Regions from separate parts of the Homo sapiens genome. Here all the other regions are linked to region 2. Evidence: chromatin loops called from intact Hi-C (ENCODE). Cell type or tissue: Calu3. All regions are shown on one strand. Each heading gives the region's core, and the rest is flanking DNA. Links, peaks and the distances in the headings are about the cores only.

Region 1 (6,132 bases), core at 455-5,454, 290 kb before region 2:
TTTAGGTCATCCAGGACTCATTCACTGACTGACACTAAGAATGGGTCACTGTGGTTCGCCAAAGACTGAATTGTTAGACTGATCTCACAATAATTTGGGGGTATCTTGATCATTCTTAGGATTGAGTCTGCTCAGCATAATCATCTATACCTAATTGTATAAAATTCTCAGAAATTTTTCTTCAAGTATATCTCAGAATATCAATGCAAAAACAGACAGAAGTAAAGCTGTGATCGTTGTAGGTGTGCAATCTTATTCCTGGGTTCTCTATTCTGTTCCATGTGTCTGTCCTTCTACCAGTACCAGTACCATGCTGTTTTGGTTACTGTGACCCTGTAGTGTAGTTTGAAGTACGTTAGCATGATGCCTCCAGCTTTGTTCTTTTTGCCTAGGATTGCCTTGGCTATTTGGGCTCTTTTTTGGTTCCATATGAATTTTTAAATCTTTGACAAACCTGACAAAGACACACAATGGGGAAAGGATTCCCTATTTAACAAATGGTGCTGGAAGAACTGGCTAGCCATATGCAGAAAATCGAAACTGGACCCTTTCTTTACACCATATACAAAAGTCAACTCAAGATGAATTAAAGACTTAAATGTAAAACCCAAAACTATAAAAACCTTAGAAGAAAACCTAGGCAATACCATTTAGGACACAGACATGGACAAAGATTTGACGATGAAGACACCAAAAGCAATTGCAACAAAACTAAAAATTAACAAATGGGATCTAATTAAACTAAAGAGCTCTTCACAGCAAAAGAAACTATCAACAGAGTAAACAGACAACCTACAGAATGGGAGAAAAATTTTGCAAACTATGCCTCTAACAAAGGTCTAATATCCAGCGTCTAGAAGGAACTTAAATTTACAAGAAATATAAAACTACACCATTAAAAAGTGGGCAAAGGACATGAACAGACACTTTTCAAAAGAAGACATACATGCAGCCAACAATCATATGAAAAAAAAGCTCAACATCACTGATCATTAGAGAAATGCAAATCAAAACCACAATGAGATACCATCTCACACTTGTCAGAATGGTTATTAGTAAACAATAAAAAAAACAGATGCTGATGTGGTTGTGGAGAAAAAGGAACCCTTTTACACTGTTGGTGGGAGTGTAAATTAGTTCAGCCATTGTGCAAGAGCGTGGTGATTCCTCAAAGATCTAAAGACAGAAATATCATTTGACTCAGCAGTCCTATTACTGGGTATATACCCCAAGGAATGTAAATCATTCTATTATAAAGACACATGCACTCATATGTTCGTTGCAGCATTATTCACAATATCAAAAACATGTAATCAACATAAATGCCCATCAGTGATAGACTGGATAAAGAAAATGTGGTACATATACACCATGGAATAGTATAAAGCCATAAAAAAGAACAAGATCATGTCTTTTGCAGGGACATGGATGGAGCTGGAGGCCATTACCCTTACTTAGCAAACTAATGCAGGAACAGGAAACCAAATACTGCATGTTCTCACTTCTAAGTGGGAGCTAAACGATGACAACACACGGACACATAGAGAGGAGCAAAATACTGGGGTGTATTAGAGAGTGGAGGGTGGCAGGAGGGAGACGGTTGGGCAAAATAACTAATGGTTACTAGGCTTAATACCTGGGTGATGAAATAATCTGTACAACAAACCCTCATGACACACGTTTACCTCGGTAACAAAACTGCACATCCTGCACTGTACCGCTGAACTTAAAAGTTAAAAAAGAAAATTGCTAAATAGAAAAAAAAGAAGTAAAGCTCCTCTAATTGATACATGGGGCCTTCAAAAAAAACTGTTCCACCATCCCTCCACCACAACCCATTGCCCTTGAGTTATCTCCAGGGAACCCTTGGGATCCAGGGAGACCTGAAATGGTTCACTAAAAATGAGTACTTTGCATCAGAAATAGGTAACTAAACCACTAAAACAAAAACTAACCTTAATTTAGAAAACTTAGTTGGTTCCTTTTCTCATTTTTGGTGCCAAGAGCAGTGCCTGACTCCTGGTGGGTAATCTATAATGACTTGCATAACTATCTGTATAACCTAGGGATCTTTAGAAGTAAGCGTCTAGGGGAAAGTCTCTAAGGAAATAAAGTCCACTTGGGAAGGATTTTTTGGTCTCTCTGACTATTTCTTACTCTAAGGAACATTTGTAGTCAATTACCCTAAATCCCTGATTAGTCTACGAATTATATCACATGGTATAGAACCTTGTATCATGGATCATTAATTACATGGCTCACATGTCACGAGGCAGGCAACTACTATGCTCCATATTGTCTGTCTTTCTTCATAGAACAAGAAAATCGCTGACCCTGTCTTCTTGATTTCGTAGCTAATGATTTGATAGAACTTAACAGAACCTCAGGCAGCATGAAAAAGACCTTCACAAAGAGGCTTTTCCTGTATATTCAGGAGGACACGTAGACCTGCATCTAGGCATCAAGCCTGTTGGATGCATTCTCCAAAGGATGACCTAATTCTAGTTTCCTTCATCTCCCGGCTTAGGGTGGGGTGCTTCACCATTCTCTGGACCCTTTCATAAGCAGGGGAGTTGTAGATGATACTGAGAAATCATTAGCACATATGTGTAGGAAATGTTAAAAGAAGTGATTACAAATACAAAGACAAAAAAAATTACGATAAGAAAATGAAAACAGAAGGGCAAAGAATCAAGCAAGATAGCTTGCTCCCCCTTGGACAGGTAGACTTTTCTTTTATGTGTTGCCTCATTCTCCCTGCATCCAGGTGGTGGCACTGGTGCTCTTTCTGCCTTGCCCTGTGGGTGGCATTCACTTAGTCTCCCTAAAATAGGAGGAACTCTAAGGGATAAGGAGATGAGGGCACTTGGCTACCCAGTGTTGGGTCCCTTGAAGCAAAGCTCCTGAAGGACCATCTCCTTTCAACAAATTACCCTAACAAAGATGTAGTAAGCTATAAGCAAGGGAAGGAAAGGAAATGGGACCCTAATGGAATGTAGCCTATGGGTGGAACATTCAGGGATTGAGCAGGAAGAGCCTTTCCAGTTTTTTAAGGCAATCTTAAAGATGGTTGCATTAAACAATTTATGTCCTAAATTATGCACATTGTTGCCACAAACACATAGGTCAGTTTCTATCATTCTCAACAACTTGTATAGCCTCAGAAACTTTATGACCATCCTCATTCTGTTAATCTACATGGTGCCTGATTTTACAGGTAGAAAGAAAGCATAGAGAGGTCTGCTAACTTAGGCAAGGTCACCTAGAATGTTAGTGATAAAGTTCTCCGAAGCCTTTGGTTAAGCTAAGGAATCCTCTAACTATAGTACAGGTGCTTTTGGACACATCCTTTGCAAATAAGCATTTTTCTACATGTATCTAAAACTCAAGACTCAAACACATAAATGGATCTAAGTTGCAAAGAAACCATCTCGGGCTTTCAAGTGGTCCTGAAAGAATGATCACTAGTCTTGTCCACCAAGCAAATGTATCTGCATCATGACCTGCAAATAAGATAAGTAGCATTTTTAATCCTTCTGTTTTTAGATTCCTCAATAAGGCTACAGAGAAATGATTACAAATGGACACTTGTGACATATACAAAAATAATTGGTATTGAGGATATATTGGTTTCTAGTTCTTTCCTAGTCCCTATCAGATCATGTGATCTGGAGTAAGGCACTTAATTGTCCTGCATCTCTAACTTCCTCGTCTGTAAAAAAAAAATAAATAAACTCAACTGGATTAATCTTTAAATCTCATCCTTCTCCATTCAACCAGCATGATTCTGCTGAAACTTTCCTTGTAAGCAAATGTTTTTCCACCTGAAATTGCTTCTGGCTAGTCGCTTCCCCAGGAAAATTCATTCTAAGACTAAAGTTTATATGAAAAAAAAAAATCCAGATGCGTTGGAAGTGCCTGCTGCCTTTGACTTTCTACGTGGCTTTTTTCCCACAGTATCTCAAAGCCAGTATATATCTCAAAACTCATTGCTGCAGTATACTAAACCTAAAATTTGACCAGCAGTGTCCATGGGGCTGGTATATTTAACTGTGTATCTTGTTTAAATACAAACATTTACATGTTTATCTCAAACTCTATTGTCAACTCGCCATTTTTGCAGATAAGAGATAACAAGAATTAGACTAGTCTAGGAATGAATGTCAGTTCCAGGACTGACTGTCATATGAGATTATACCACCCAATCTGAGGTAAGTGTTGTCACTGGCAGCAAATCCATATGGGTCTGCAGCAACCTCAGTTCTCGCCTACTCAGAAGAAAGAATTCAGCTGAGGGGCAGAAGGTAGATGGAGAGACAGGCAAGTTTTAGAGCAGGAGTGAAAGTCTATTAAAAAAGCTTTAGAGCAGGAGTGAAAGGAATAAAAGTACACTTGGAAGAGGACCAAGTGGGCGACTTGAAAGACAAGTGCACCATTTGACATTTGACTTGGGGTTTTATGTGTGGGCATACTTCTGGGTTCTTGCATCCCTTCTCCCCTGATTCTTCCCTTGGGGTGGGCTGTCCACATGCACAGTGGTCTGCTGCATTTAGCTGGTGAGCATGTGCAGTGTGTTTACTAGACTTGTACGCATGCTCACTTGAGACATTCTTCCCTTACCAGTCGAATGTCCCTAGAAGGCCATTTACCAGTTCAACACCGCCATTTTGCCTTTTAATGTTCATGCTTAAGCCCACCTGCCCAGCTCCTGAGATCTTATCAGGAAGCTGCTAATCACCAGTTTCAGATTTGTTCTATCTATTAGGAGACTGCCTTTCCTCCCTGGTGCTGGCTGTGACCAGTTATTTTAGAGAGACAGTTAACAATGGCCTGACCATCACCTGATGGTTGCCTAACAATCCTGGTGGGGTTGGGGGAGCCCTCTCCTGCCCTGCTCATCTCTGCCTAGCTACCTACTGTAACAGTATGACCAGAACTCACATGGAAAGTGAAGGTACAAATTTGGTAGCAAAAGTGACTTCTTTTTTGGCCAGATGTTTATTGGTCTTGGATAATATCAGGCTAAGTTAACATAAGCTGTACTGTGTAGTTGTGTTCTCTTTATAGGAGAAAATGTTTGTGTCTGTAAAGGATTTGGGTTGATCACCAAACAGTATTCATTCTGACTATAGGAACATACCTGCTTCAGAGTTCAAAGAGCAGTTCTGTCCTGAACAATTGAATTTCCTCCTGCTGTATGACTTAGTAATCTCTGGAACCACAAGTTTACTCTTTGGTGTTGGGTAATGTTCATCCTACCTAACTCTTCTGATTTAATGATAAATTAGGCAGATAAAACATATTTTGCTGTGACTTCTGAAAGTCCACATTTAGCCAAAAGATATTCAAATATAATTAGATAATTATGTGGATATCAGGCAAATCACAAAAGCACAAGTGACTGGAGATTCCTCAACAGTCTCTGTTGAGGGCTTTATTGTGTCTTCTCCCTTACAGACATTGTAGTAAAAAGACATTTGACAGAATCTTAAAAATGCCCTGATAAAGCTGAAGGAATACAGAGAGCTGTGTTGCTTGAATAGTGGGTTCATTTCAGGTTTCTTGGAATGCATAAACTTACACTGTCCACATTCAACTTCCCTTTTGGCCCTTTTCACTATTTCCCAAAACAAGCCATTTTCCTTTAAGATAAAAAGTTATGGAAGGAATGTTTACAGGCCTTTGATAATTGTCATTCTCTGCAACCCTCATAGACGTGTTCATGGCAATGGCAGGGAAGCAAAGCAAGTGCCTTAAGCTCACTTGGCTTTTCTAACCCTAAACTGGGGTCAAGAGCTGTTGGTTTGGTGTGGTTTTAGACAAGTAAGCAAAGTGCATTTAACCCTTTTCCATTCCCACTGAAGTGGCATCATTCTTCTGGGGTAATACCCAAGTTCATCAGCTCGTGCCAAGGAAATCGAGGACACAGACACACAAGAAGTGAGTTTAAGAGCAGAAGTGTAATAATAGGCGAGAGAAAAAAGAACAGAAAAGTTTTCTCCCATGCAGAGAGAGAGGCTCCTGAGTGGGTCTTCCGGTTTTGTGGTGAAATGCATGGGGTTTTATAGATGAGCTTGAGGAGGCAGTGTCTGATTTACGTAGGGCCCGAGAGATTGGTCGGACCAGGTGTGC
Region 2 (6,132 bases), core at 383-5,382:
GCAACCCATTCCTGCAAGTGGTCACTGCTGACTTTAGGATATGTGGGTATAGCTGGTGGAAGTAAATCGATGTGTTGTTCATATTAAATTTCTCTTCTAGGGCTTGGAAGAAATTCTCTCTGGCATCATGTGGCTCCACAGACAACTCCTAACTTAATTTGGTCACACTTGCTTCCTTATCTTGGAATCTGAGGCACTGTTCTCTGTCTCCCTGTTCTGCCTCTGAGGATGGCTCCCTAACCTCTACCCTGCTGGGATCCTGCACTCCAGCCCGAGTGGGCCCCTCCAGACCTTGCTGTGGGCTGGCCGGTCTGCCTGGTTGGACCTCTGCCCACACCGTCTCACTCAAATTGGACCTCTGATGTTGACCCTGGCCTGTTCCTTGAACAAGTCTATGCTTTATGATAAATTTGGATCTTGCTACCCCATTCCCTGATCTTGTTTTGTTTGTCTGCCAGCTTGGCCTGACCTGTCAGACCTAGACCTTGACCTGGCTGTCTTTTTTTAACTGTGGGACTTGTTTTACAAAGCAGCCTTCCTAGCTGTTTATTTTGCCTGCTTAGTTAAGCATTTGCACATTAAAATCTTTCTCTTTTGCAACCTGAATAGAAGAGGAGCCACGATGAATCAACAGCCTATTGCAACGCCAGGAACCATGCTGGCAGCTCCACACACATATCCCATTGGTTTCTAAAATCCCCAGGTGTGTGACAGTTCAGAATACCAGTGTCCTTGGCCACCTCTTCTGGAAAACATACCTTCTTTCTTTCAAAGAAGTGCCCCCTATCACATAATGGTCACCCTATTATGACCATGCTGATATAGTGGAAGTGGCCATCATAGTTCACTGCTCTCCTGGCCACAATAATGGTATGTAAGCTGAGCTGACGAGAACACCCCACCCGCCCCTCCACCCTAGTGACTGGCCCAAGATTGGGCACATGACCTCAAGTCAGGAGCTAATCATAGATCTTCTCCAGAATGTTCTGTTGTTTTTTGAGATGGAGTCTCGGTCCGTCACCCAGGCTGGAGGAGCACAGTGGTGCGATCTCAGCTCACTGCAACCTCTGCCTCCAGGATCAAGCAATTCTCCCACCTCAGCCTCCTGAGTAGCTAAGACTACAGGCACGCACCACCATGCCCAGCTAATTTTTTGTTTTTGTTTTTGTTTTTGTATTTTTAGTAGAAGCTGGTCTCTAACTCCTGACCTCAAAAGATCCACCTGCTTTGGCCTCCCAAACTGCTGGGATTATAGGCATCAGCCACCGCACCCAGCCCAGAATGTTTTTAATAGGAATTGGAAGAGGAGCCCTTTCCCGGGAAGGAGGTAGGGGGCAGGCTGACAGGCGGGAGCCAGGTCTCTGTCTCATGGGGAAAGCTGGTTGAAGAGAATTAAATAGACCCAAGGACGCAAGAGTCATGCAGGAAAAATAAACTTTGACAGCATTTAAGTCCCTGGAGAAGCATAAGGTCAGTGGTTCCAAGTGTGGGCTCAGAGTCAGACTGCCTAGGTAACCTTGGGAAACTGAACCTCTTTGAACCTGAGTTTCCTCTTCTGTAAAAGATAATGATAGTACTTAGCTCATGGAACTGTTGTGAGGATTGAATGAATTAATGCATGAGAAGCATGCTGAACAGTGCCTGGCACATGGTTGTCTCACAATAAATATTAATTATTATCAGCTGCTCCAGTTGTCCAGGAGGCTATCTCTACCCTTGTCCTGACTTTGATTTGGTGACCGGAGCAAATGGTTTTCTCTTTTTGCCTAAGCTAGTGTTTGGTCTCATTACTTGCAACCCAAGTCCGGAGGAATGTAGGATTTCCCTAAATTCATCAGTTTCATGAGTGGCTCTATGAAAAAAAAAATGTCCATAATCAGGTAAGTTTGAGAAACTCTTGGATATTCATTGCATTTTAATTTATATGTTGTTCCTTCTTTGAGAGTCACATTGTATTTTAATATCTTAAAGCCTCTGAGCGACCCTATGGTTAAAAAGCCAGTTGAACTTCTTTTATTTAACTGTGATTTCCTTTTTTCTTGTGATCTTTTTTTCCTATTCTGCAAAACTAACATTTCACAGAATACACTTTGGTGTGTTGAACAGAAAATCCAGATAAGAAAACTGAAGAATTTGCTGAGCCTCAAGTTGAACCCAGAGCTGTTTAATCTAAAATGGATGCTCTTTGACAGTTCTGCACCCATATACATACACACACCACAATTACCATTAATCATTTGAAAGGTAAGTGCTAGACACACTGATTTTGAGTTTGCCTTTCCATTGCAAGTGTTATTTCCCCAGACAGCACAGTTTGAAGTGCTTGCCTTTGCAGATTCACATATACCATGCAAAATTAAGTAGCAGAATTAAGGTTTTTGAAAACAATTTTTCCCTGGTGGTCTAGCGGCTAGGAAAAAATAAGCATTTAAATATAAAAAGAAACAATTTTGAAGAAAAATTATCAGACATGCAATGGCCTCTTTGGTGAAAAATGACAAGAAAGATAGCTTTTCTTTTCTGCAGCAAGAGCCCATTGTGGAAGAAACGCTAGCTTGGGAGATGTTTTCATTCTAATTCACACTGTCAGACACCTTTGTCTTCATTTGTAAAATGGCCAAAGTATTGCATAAGTCACTCACATGTCCCTCTGAGCCAAATTCTAACTTCTGATTATCCAAAGCTATGGGCCTTGAACTGTAGGTCAAATATGGGCAAGGTATATCATTATTACTATTATTATTATTATTATTGTTGATTGATTGATATCAATTGTTGGGCCCTTAGAATTGTCAGAGGGGACGTTTAGACCAAGGGAGAAATCTAGTTCCCTCTGGCAGCCTTACAATGTAAATTAGACTGAGTTGCATAACAGTTTTAGGTATCTGATATGAGACTTGCCAAATTTCATGGCTTCAGGCACACGGAATGTACATCTCTGTTCCAGGGAGGCTAAATATTTTTCCAAATCAGTAGATAAAACAAACTCCCTGACCTCAACTTACTTCCTGGCGCCTGGAGTCCTGAGTAGCTGATGAAGAGTGTCTGTCTGCTATCAAGTGACAGGACACATTCAGACTGGCTCCTACACTCAAGACCATGTGGTACCTGATCCTGTCTCCATCTTCCGAGCTAAGATTTTGGACACAACCTGAAGATCTAAGTCCAGAGGGCAGTGGGCCAGGGTTAGATACCATGAAATGCCATTGAATCAGCCTTGAAGGGCAACTGTGGCTTCTTAGTGCATGAGGCAATGTGCTGCAGCCAGAGGCCGGTGAAAGCAATGATCACAGACCCAGGGCAAATCACATCACTAACGTCATCTCTGAAATGGAGAGGTGGCTACATCACTGACTTAAGTAAATACTATGCACAGACTTGAGACCTTACACAGCCGACCAAGCAGGGAGCTAATCCATCAAAGGGAACCTGAAGCTTCTGACCTACAAGCTTGTTGAGTGGACACCTTCACTATTAGACAGTGGCATCTACTGACTGTTACACACCGCCACCTTGCAGATCAAATAAGAATTAGCTAAGCCTGAGGATTCAAAGAATTGTTAAACGGGGGATGGGAGGATTCCCATGGATAGTTTAGTAAGAGCTGGAATAAATTAATAGCAGAAGAGAGATCATTGAGGTTGGAATGTGTTTTAGAGTGTTATACACACTTAATACAAATTAATTTCATAACCTCACAAAGTCCTCTGAGTCTTTCCCAGAGAGGTACTGTAGATTCATTAGGCATCGTGTTAGAACTTTTCTGTAATCATCAGGCCATTCTGATGCATTCACCTTGAGGTTTTCCCTTTCCAGGCAATCCCATCTGCCTTTTAGACTCATGTGCTTGCACTGATGTGCACATGCATGCTTTTCTCCCCTTTCTCTCCTCTCCTTGCCTCATCCCCCTGTGAATAAGCCACATTTAATCAAGAAGCATGAGTTTCCATTTCTTGTTTTCATTGAGTCATCTAAATAACTTGCTTTCTGGCTATTTCCTGCAGAAGCCAGGAATCCACACCGCCATATTTTCCCCTTCACGTACAATTTCATATAGCTGTAAACCACCCAGCAGCTCAGGTCCTGCAAGACACACAACCCCAATTCATTCCTAACTGCACAGCTGCCCTTCTCCCTACCAAGGCCACTAAGCTAAACCACCTGCTGTGGGCTCCTTCAAGGAACTGTTCATCCCAGCAGAGGTCCTGACCATAAACCTTTTGGAGCGGGGAGAGCGTCACTTGCCTCTCTTCAATCCCTCAGGACCTCTCTGGTGCACTATGCTCACAAGTGGACCTTGACAAATGCTTACTGGGTGAAAGAATGATGCAGAGGCTTGTTTTAATTCCAAGACATCAGTGAATTGAGAAGATTTTGCTCACAGCTATCATCGTGCTCAAATACACCAAACTGGAACCATGGAAATTAAACACTCAAAGAAAAACTGAGTCTGCCTTCCTGGCTTTTGCTGTCATCATTGTTCTTATACTACATATGAAAGGATTTATCGTATATCTCCAAGATTAATGTCCTCTCCCTATAAAACAATGTTATCTGTTTGATCAGGCTTTTCTTCCTCTGTCTTCCTGGCCTATCCTTTTGTATCCTATCCCCTCCCCACTCATTGCCTTTCCCGCACCTTCCCATCACCTCGGCCTTGCCCGGGGTCTCGTCTATCGTGTTTCTGTAGTTTTCTCTTTCAGAGAGTGGGTCTAAGTTCTTCAAAGGGAATGTGCAAAGCAGATCCTGAGCACTGAGAGTCAGGAACTGGATTGGAAACCAGCATTGTCTCCCCAGACCTCAGACTGAGGACCTGCTGTAAAGAGTGACAGCAGGAGGCTGAGAATTATAGCTTCAGTTGGTTTACAAAAATTAATGAGAACTTGTTTTTTTTTTGGCCAAGTTTCTCTTTCATGAACTAAAACATTTTCTATCGATTTTTATTTGGTAGATAAAAATGCAAGTATGAAAACAGAATTTAAAAAAAAATGTTACAAAGATTGAATATTCATAATATCTAAGTGTAAATATTTTTAGACCTTTCATTATTGCTTGCAACTATGGGTGAGCCTATAGGCGTTTTAGGGTAGATTTTCATGTTGTCTAATGTTGTTTAGTGCTTAGGAAAAATAGGTTATCCAAGCAAGTTCTGATCTGTTTTTCAGTCTCATCCCTTTTGATGTCATTATTGGAGGCACTGGATGTCTGTCATGTGGGAAGAAGGATGCAAGAGGGAATAGGCTGATGTTGAAAGGAAAGATCACCTAGGGCCCAGATAAAAAGGTGACACGTGAACTACGTATTCCACAAACAGGGCCTAGCATACTTAATCTCAAACGCTGGAAAGACACACGTGACTCACCCCTTAGCCACATCGATGGTACAAGGTAGTGATGACTCCTGGGAAGGGGCTGTCATGTTACTAAATGTCCAGGGACATTCTGGCATGTTTGTCATGCTGGAGTTCTGCCTCCATGGCCAACTATGGCCTACTCTGAGAGGGGTGGGTGGTCACAGCTGGTGTAACCAGCTAGGCGGAGAACGGGAACTAGGGAGAGGGAGCTCAGGCATTCTCTCAGGCTAGAACTTGGCAGGTTCAGGTATCTTCAACATCACAGGAACTGAGGAGTGAGGAAGCTCTCACCAGTGAACCATAAACAGGGAAGATTTGTCCAAAGGCTACTGTGCTCCCTGGTGCCATCAGTAAGTCTCTGCCTTTGGTCATTCCATAGCTTTGAGGAAAGCCTCTCCTGAATAACAGAGCCTTGGCTGGGCTGGGCTCTAAGGCATTAGTGAAAGACCCGTGCTTCTCTGTTTAAATCAGCTTTATTCAAAAGGAAATGATAGTCCCCACTCCCATCCCTACTCCACCCAGGGTGGAGGCAGTGGCAGGACTGCACATGAGATCCTCCACAGGACCGCGAGCCTTGGGGGACAAACACCAGGCTATGAGATCCAGCTGCTCCTCCCCGCAGGACACTGTCTTACTAACATTAACTTCGAAGGACCTGGTTATTATTTTTTATAACATTGGGGGTGGGAGATAATTACTTACAGACACTACTGTTTCCTAAATGAAATCTAATAAGTAATATGTAAATAAAAGAAAGCAATTCCCCAGCCCCTGGAGTA
Region 3 (6,132 bases), core at 743-5,742, 790 kb before region 2:
TTTTTCAAGGTCAAAATGAAAGGAAAAATGTTAAAGGCAGCAAGAAATAAGGGCAGGTCACCTACAAAGGGAACCACCAGGCTAACAGTTGACCTTTCAGCAGAAACTCTACAAGCCAGAAAAGATTGGGGGCCTATATTCAACATTCTTAAAGAAAAAAATTTCTAGCCAATAATTTCATATCCCACCAAACTAAGTGAAGGATAAATAAGATCCTTTTTAGATAAGCAAATGCTAAGGGAATTCATTACTATCAAACCTGTGCTACAAGAGGTCCTGAAAGGGGCACTAATTATGGAAAGAAAAGACCATTACCAGCCACTACAAAAACACACTTAGATACACAGACCAGTGATACTATATAGCAATGTTTATAGTATGCATAATGACCAGCTAACAACATGATAATAGGATCAAATCCACACATACTAATATTAACCTTCAATGTAAACAGGTTTAATGCCCCAATTACAAGGCACAAACTATACTACAGGGCTACAGTAACCAAAACGGCATAGTACTGATACAAAAACAGACACACAGACCAATAGAACAGAATAGAGACCTGAGAAATAATGCCACACACCTATAATCATCTGATTTTTGACAAAGCTGACAGAAATAAATAATGGGAAAAGGACTCCACATTCATAAAATGGTGCTGGGATAACTGGCTAGTCATATGCAGAAGATTGAGACTGGACTGCTATCTTATAACACATATTAAAAAAATCAACTCAAGGTAGATTAAATACTTAAATGTAAAACCTGAAAGTATAAAATCCTTGGAAGATAACTTAGGAAATACTATTCTGGACATAGGACTTGTCGAAGGTTTCACAACAAAGATGCCAAAAACAATTGCAACAAAAAAAATTGACAAATGGGATCTAATTAAATTAAAGGGATTCTGCACAGCAAAATAAACTATCAACAGAGTAAACAGGCAACTTATGGAATTGGAGAAAATATTTGCAAACTATGCATCTGACAAAGGTTTCATGTCCAGAATCAATAAAGAACTTAAACAAATTTGCAAGCAAAAAACCAACAACCCCATTAAAAAGTGGGGTAAGGACATGAACACTTTTCCAAAGAAGAGATACATGCAATCAATAAGCATATGAAAAACGCTCAACATCACTAATAATTAGAGGAATGTAAATCAAAACCAAAATGAGACACCATCTCATACCAGTAAGAATGGCTAATATTAAAAAAATTTTAAAAAAAACAGATGCTGGCAAGGTTGTGGATAAAACGGAATGCTTATACACTGCTGGTGGGAATGTAAATTAGTTCAGCCATTGTGGAAAGCAGTGTGGTGATTTCTCAAAGCTCTTTAAACAGAAATACTATTTGACCCAGGAATTCCATTATTGGGTATATACCCAAAGGAATATAAATCATTCTACTATAAAGACACATGCATGGTATGTTCATTGCAGCACTATCCACAACAGCAAAGACAGAATTAACCTAAATGCCCATCAACAGTAGACTAGATAAAGAAAATGTGGTGCCTATACACCCTGGAGTACTATGCAGTCACAAAAAAGAATAAGATCACATCTTTTGTGACAACATGGATGGAGCTGGAGGCCATTATCCTAAGCAAACTAATGCAGGAAACAGAAAAATGAATATTCACGTTCTCACTTATAAATGGGGCCTAAACAATGAGAACACATGGATCCACTAGGAGAGGAACAACAGACCCTGGGGCCTACTTGAGGGTAGAGGGTAAGAGGAGGGAGAGGGTCAGAAAAGTACCCATCAGGTACTATGCTTATTACTCAGGTGACAACATTACCTGTGTGCTAAACCTCCAAAACACACAGTTTGCCTATATAATAAACCTGCACATGTACCCCTAAACCTAAAATTAAAGATAAAAAAAGGATTGAAAAAAGATTCGCAATACATTTTCAATAGCTGAATCAGATGCTGCAATATAAGCATTAAGAGAAGGAGGAAGAGATAATTGGTATCTCATATCTAGGATATGATTTCCTATTTTCAAGCTGAGTTGATAAAACTGCCTTGTTTTGCATGGAAACAGTTGGGAACTGAAAGGCTTGTCCTCAAAAAATTGCTTTTTTGAGTCATATATTTTAATTATTATTATTTTTTTGGAGACAAGAGTCTTGCTCTGTAACCCAGGCTGGAGTGCAGTGGTATGATCTCAGCTCACTGCAACCTCCACCTCCCAGGTAAGCACTTCTCCTTCCTCAGCCTTCCAAGTAGCTGGGATTACAGGCACGTGACACCATGCCTGGCTAATTTTTTTTTTTTTTTTTCTAAGTAGAGATGGAGTTTCACCATATTGGTCAGGCTGGTCTCGAACTCCTGACGTCAAGTATCCACCTATCTTGGCCTCCCAAAGTGCTGGGATTACAGGCATGAGCCACTGCACTCAGCCTTTGAGTGATATATTTTAATATTATCAGCACTTGATTTCAAGAGACAGAAACCCGCTCAAGCAAGTTTAAACAAACAAAAAATGGCATGGCCAGATTCAGAGGCTTTAATGATGAATCCAGTCTCTATCTCTGCTTCCCTTCACGTGCTAACTTCAGTTTTACGAAAGCTATTTCCATGTGCCAGGAGAAAAGGGCCACTAATTTTTCTATTTTATCTTTACATCTTTGTAGCTCAAGATCCCAGAGGAAGAGGAGCCATCTTTCCCAGTGGCTTTACCGGAAAAGTCCCTGAGCCAGTCACTGTGCCCACTGGAAGACAAATGGAGACTTGCCAAGCTTTGGTCATGAACTCACTGGGACTGCAGGAGACTGGGTCAGCCCCACCAAAATAATGCAGAAGGTAAATACTTGGTTTTTCAAAGGAAAGGTGGGAAAACCCAGCCCAATAAATGTGTTTTCCTTTTGGTCACACAAATCATATACAATATGTGCTCATTTTATAAAATTACACACTCCCCACTACATTTTAAAAAGGATATATTGACAATGTACTATTCTTGCTTTATAGAGATGATAGATAGGTGATAGATAATAGATTAGATAGATGATAGAGATAGATTAGATAGATGATAGCTAGCTAGCTAGCTAGATAGATAGATTAGGGCATCAGTGATAGGGTCAGTATAGGCCTGGGTGCTGGAGCTACAAAGATGAGTGAGGCCTGGGGTTTCTAACCTCATGAAACTTATAGAAAAACTTAAATAAGTAAACAAACATTACAAAACAGTGTAATTATCACTAACAGGTTTGATATTAGAAAATAATTTTGTACAAAGGAATACAATTTTTTAAAGTATTATTTCTTTCCTTCTTTGGCTTTTGAGGGTACAAATGTAATGACAAACATGCTGGATTGGGAGTCAGTAGGCTTTGGGCAACCTCTACCTCTGTGACCTTAAGCATGGACAAAAATTACCACTTTGGTTCTCCGTTTTCACTAGTGGAAAATGAGAAGGTTGAAGTATATGATCCCCTAGATTCCTCTAAGTTAAAAATTCTAAATATTTGCATGCATGAGACTATAGTAATCAATGGTGACTTCGTTGGAATTCTTGATAGGTCAGGATGTATATAAACTGAAAAGCCACTAGATGTCACGCTTGTCACAGATTTTTGCTATTCTAATTTTTTTTTTTGTAAATATCAAGATCTGGGAGTTGAGCAGGACCTTAAAAACTGTATTTGTTCAATCATATCTGTTAATTAAAAAAAAAGACTATTTGGACTGGATAGATCAAATTACTTAGCTAAATTCACACTGCTAGCTAGCATTAATACCAGACCTCCTGATTTCTATTCCAGTGGAGCCATCTCTCTTTAAAATGAATGATGTTTGAAATGATGTTTTTACATCAGCTGTCAACTTTGGTAATGATAATTTTTTCTTTTTCTTCTTGAACTATCACTCAAAGTAATTTGGGGAACCAATTGTTAAAAAATTCTATGATTCAATATAATATCAATAACAATAGATAAAAAGTAGTTATTACTCATAGATTACTAGACTGCCTTAAAACCCTATTTGAAGATAATTTACAGGATGATGTAAGAAATTGGGTAGATGTGAATAAAAGTGGAAATTAAAGTTCACACACACCTAGCTTATCTGAATTTCGGACTTTGGGAATTTCAGGTTTTCTTTTCTTAAAATGGCTCTGGATAGAAAATAAGTTTTTTAAAACAGCTTTCTTTGAGAAGTGAAATAACTTTTAGGTTTCTGAACCAAACTAATTAACATTAATTTTTATGTAATCCTTTGAACTTTGTCTAACATGCAGTTCTTAATAATTGTGGTTCTCTTATTTATGATTCCCAATACTTAGTTGTGCGAGAGGATTTGAGAGAGAAACAGGGCTGTAAGAGGCAGAATTGCAGCAGATAGCCTGATAAGAGGAGAGGGGAGGATTGCTAGACTCAAAGAAACAAATCTATCTTACATCATTACAAAATAACAGATGTTTCTGATTACAACCTTGTGTCTTCGAGAACAGGTTAAATTATATTGACAGTGCTTTGTGACATACAAGCCTTTTGAGAAGGATTTTCTACAAAATGTTCAAAATGAAGTCTTGGTGTCCAAAAGCAGTTAAATATTGCTTATATAGGGAAGTCATTTATGTAATTCTTATAACTGTGAAGTTACAATAAATCCTTTTTCCAGAGTGAGTGTAAGGTTGGATTATGTATATAAATAGTGAGCCTGTTAATACTGGCTCTGTTGCCTCAGTAAACTGAGAAGAATAATACTACTGCACAGAGGTGCTGTTGGATATTTGAAGGAGTTGTGGAAAATGGAAAGTTCTATATAGTTGTAAGCTATCAAGATGATGATAGTTAGAAAACGTGAATGGACACATTCTCCCAAGAAGAGCTCTCCCTGTGGAGATGAGCTACGGAAACTGGAAGAGCTCAACATTAAAGAGCTAGAACATATGGGAAGCCCAGAGGTTAACTTCTCTGTGGATGATGAAGTAGCTGGACTAATCTACTTTCCAAAAGTTAAGAAGTGATCACAGAGATTCTTCCAGAGATGAGAAAATGGGACCACTCTCTGAATCAATACTGAGATGTGATGTGTCATGAATGCAGGTAAAACCATGGCTATCCAAATAGGATGGAGCTTTGCGACCGTAAGAGACCAGCTCTTGCATTCGTTCTCCCCATCTTTGTTCTGCTTTCCCTGCTCACTTCCAAAATGAAGGAAAGCCAGGACCTGTGTAATATCTTTCTTGAGCTATTTTCAGTTGTATTTTTTATCTATTCCTGGGTTGGAAAATTGAGGCCTTCGGCTGTTTTTCCTGTTTTCTGTGGTCAGGCTTCAGTATTTTTCTACCTCTTTTTAAATCCTCTTGATGAACTTATACTTAAAAAACAAAAGTTGCATGTTGCAGGAATATTCCAGTTGGTTTCAGAGAGGGAGCAAGACAAGTTGGATATCACGTGCCCATATCTCTCATGTATGTGCTAACTGGATTTCTACATTCCCTCAAATTACTTCATGTTTTGCAAAATTGTTGTGTTAGAATCAGCAAACAATTAGAAAATGTACTTTATTTCAGTGTGGCAATTTTATATTCTCTTCTCTATTACTGAAACAAATTATTTCCCACATATTTTGATAACATTATAGTGGTGCTAGTCACATTGTTGTAAGGTGGCGTCAGCGTTCCCATGATAAACTTTGTCAAGCTCTTGTAACTTGGCTACAAAACTCTACCTCGAGTTTGAGACTTGCTTTAATCCCAGAGCCATCTAGGAAAGAAAATAAATTTATCTTAAATTGGACAAAATGTTAGCGATAAAATAATTAACAGTGAAAACCTCCTCCCATTGCTCAAATCTTGATGCTATTTTTCAACAACTCCAATCCCGAAAACATCATTTTTTGAATTTAGTAAATTTTCTCATTCTGTATGAATTTTCATGTAATTTGGAAGTTCATCTTTAGATCAGAGAAGGACATTTTATCTCTGCAAATAAACCAATTAAATATCTGGGTGAGAAAATTCTATTTTTTAAAAGTTTCTTATTTTTAACTAAGTCGTTTCCTAAAGGTTACACAATGGAAGGACAGAAAGGGCAGCCAAGAGCCCTGGAGGCACCATTTGTTCTGATGCTGTCTTTTTTCAATTTAAGAAATAAAGCCACA

The links. Peaks named below come from ENCODE experiments on the same cell type or tissue, not always from the same donor. Only the 100,000 strongest peaks of a DNase experiment are listed, where the experiment ranks them.
Region 1: a loop joins it to region 2, with 14 times the contacts of the local background. A loop is called at or near these places in 10 of 110 quality-filtered maps.
Region 3: it touches region 2 in a loop (4-fold over the local background); 11 of 110 quality-filtered maps call a loop at or near these places.

The regions. Positions count from the first base shown.
Region 1 is chr5:32,913,484-32,919,615 of GRCh38, reverse strand. The region is part of intron 1 of LOC124900955 (a long non-coding RNA gene); the gene reads left to right. Among named protein-coding and RNA genes, the nearest start is that of LINC02120, 31 kb to the left of the region's middle. In Calu3, for the core only: a CTCF peak has its summit at 2,755 (motif pointing right); a DNase peak (open chromatin) is centred at 2,795.
Region 2 is chr5:32,625,477-32,631,608 of GRCh38, reverse strand. No RefSeq gene overlaps it. Among named protein-coding and RNA genes, the nearest start is that of LINC02061, 23 kb to the left of the region's middle. In Calu3, for the core only: no CTCF peak of the experiment used is centred there; a DNase peak (open chromatin) is centred at 3,498.
Region 3 is chr5:33,420,669-33,426,800 of GRCh38, reverse strand. It overlaps TARS1-DT (TARS1 divergent transcript), which reads left to right. Exons shown (of 3, transcript XR_001742630.2): 2 at 2,655-2,823. Among named protein-coding and RNA genes, the nearest start is that of TARS1-DT, 17 kb to the left of the region's middle. In Calu3, for the core only: a CTCF peak has its summit at 3,595 (motif pointing right); no DNase peak of the experiment used is centred there.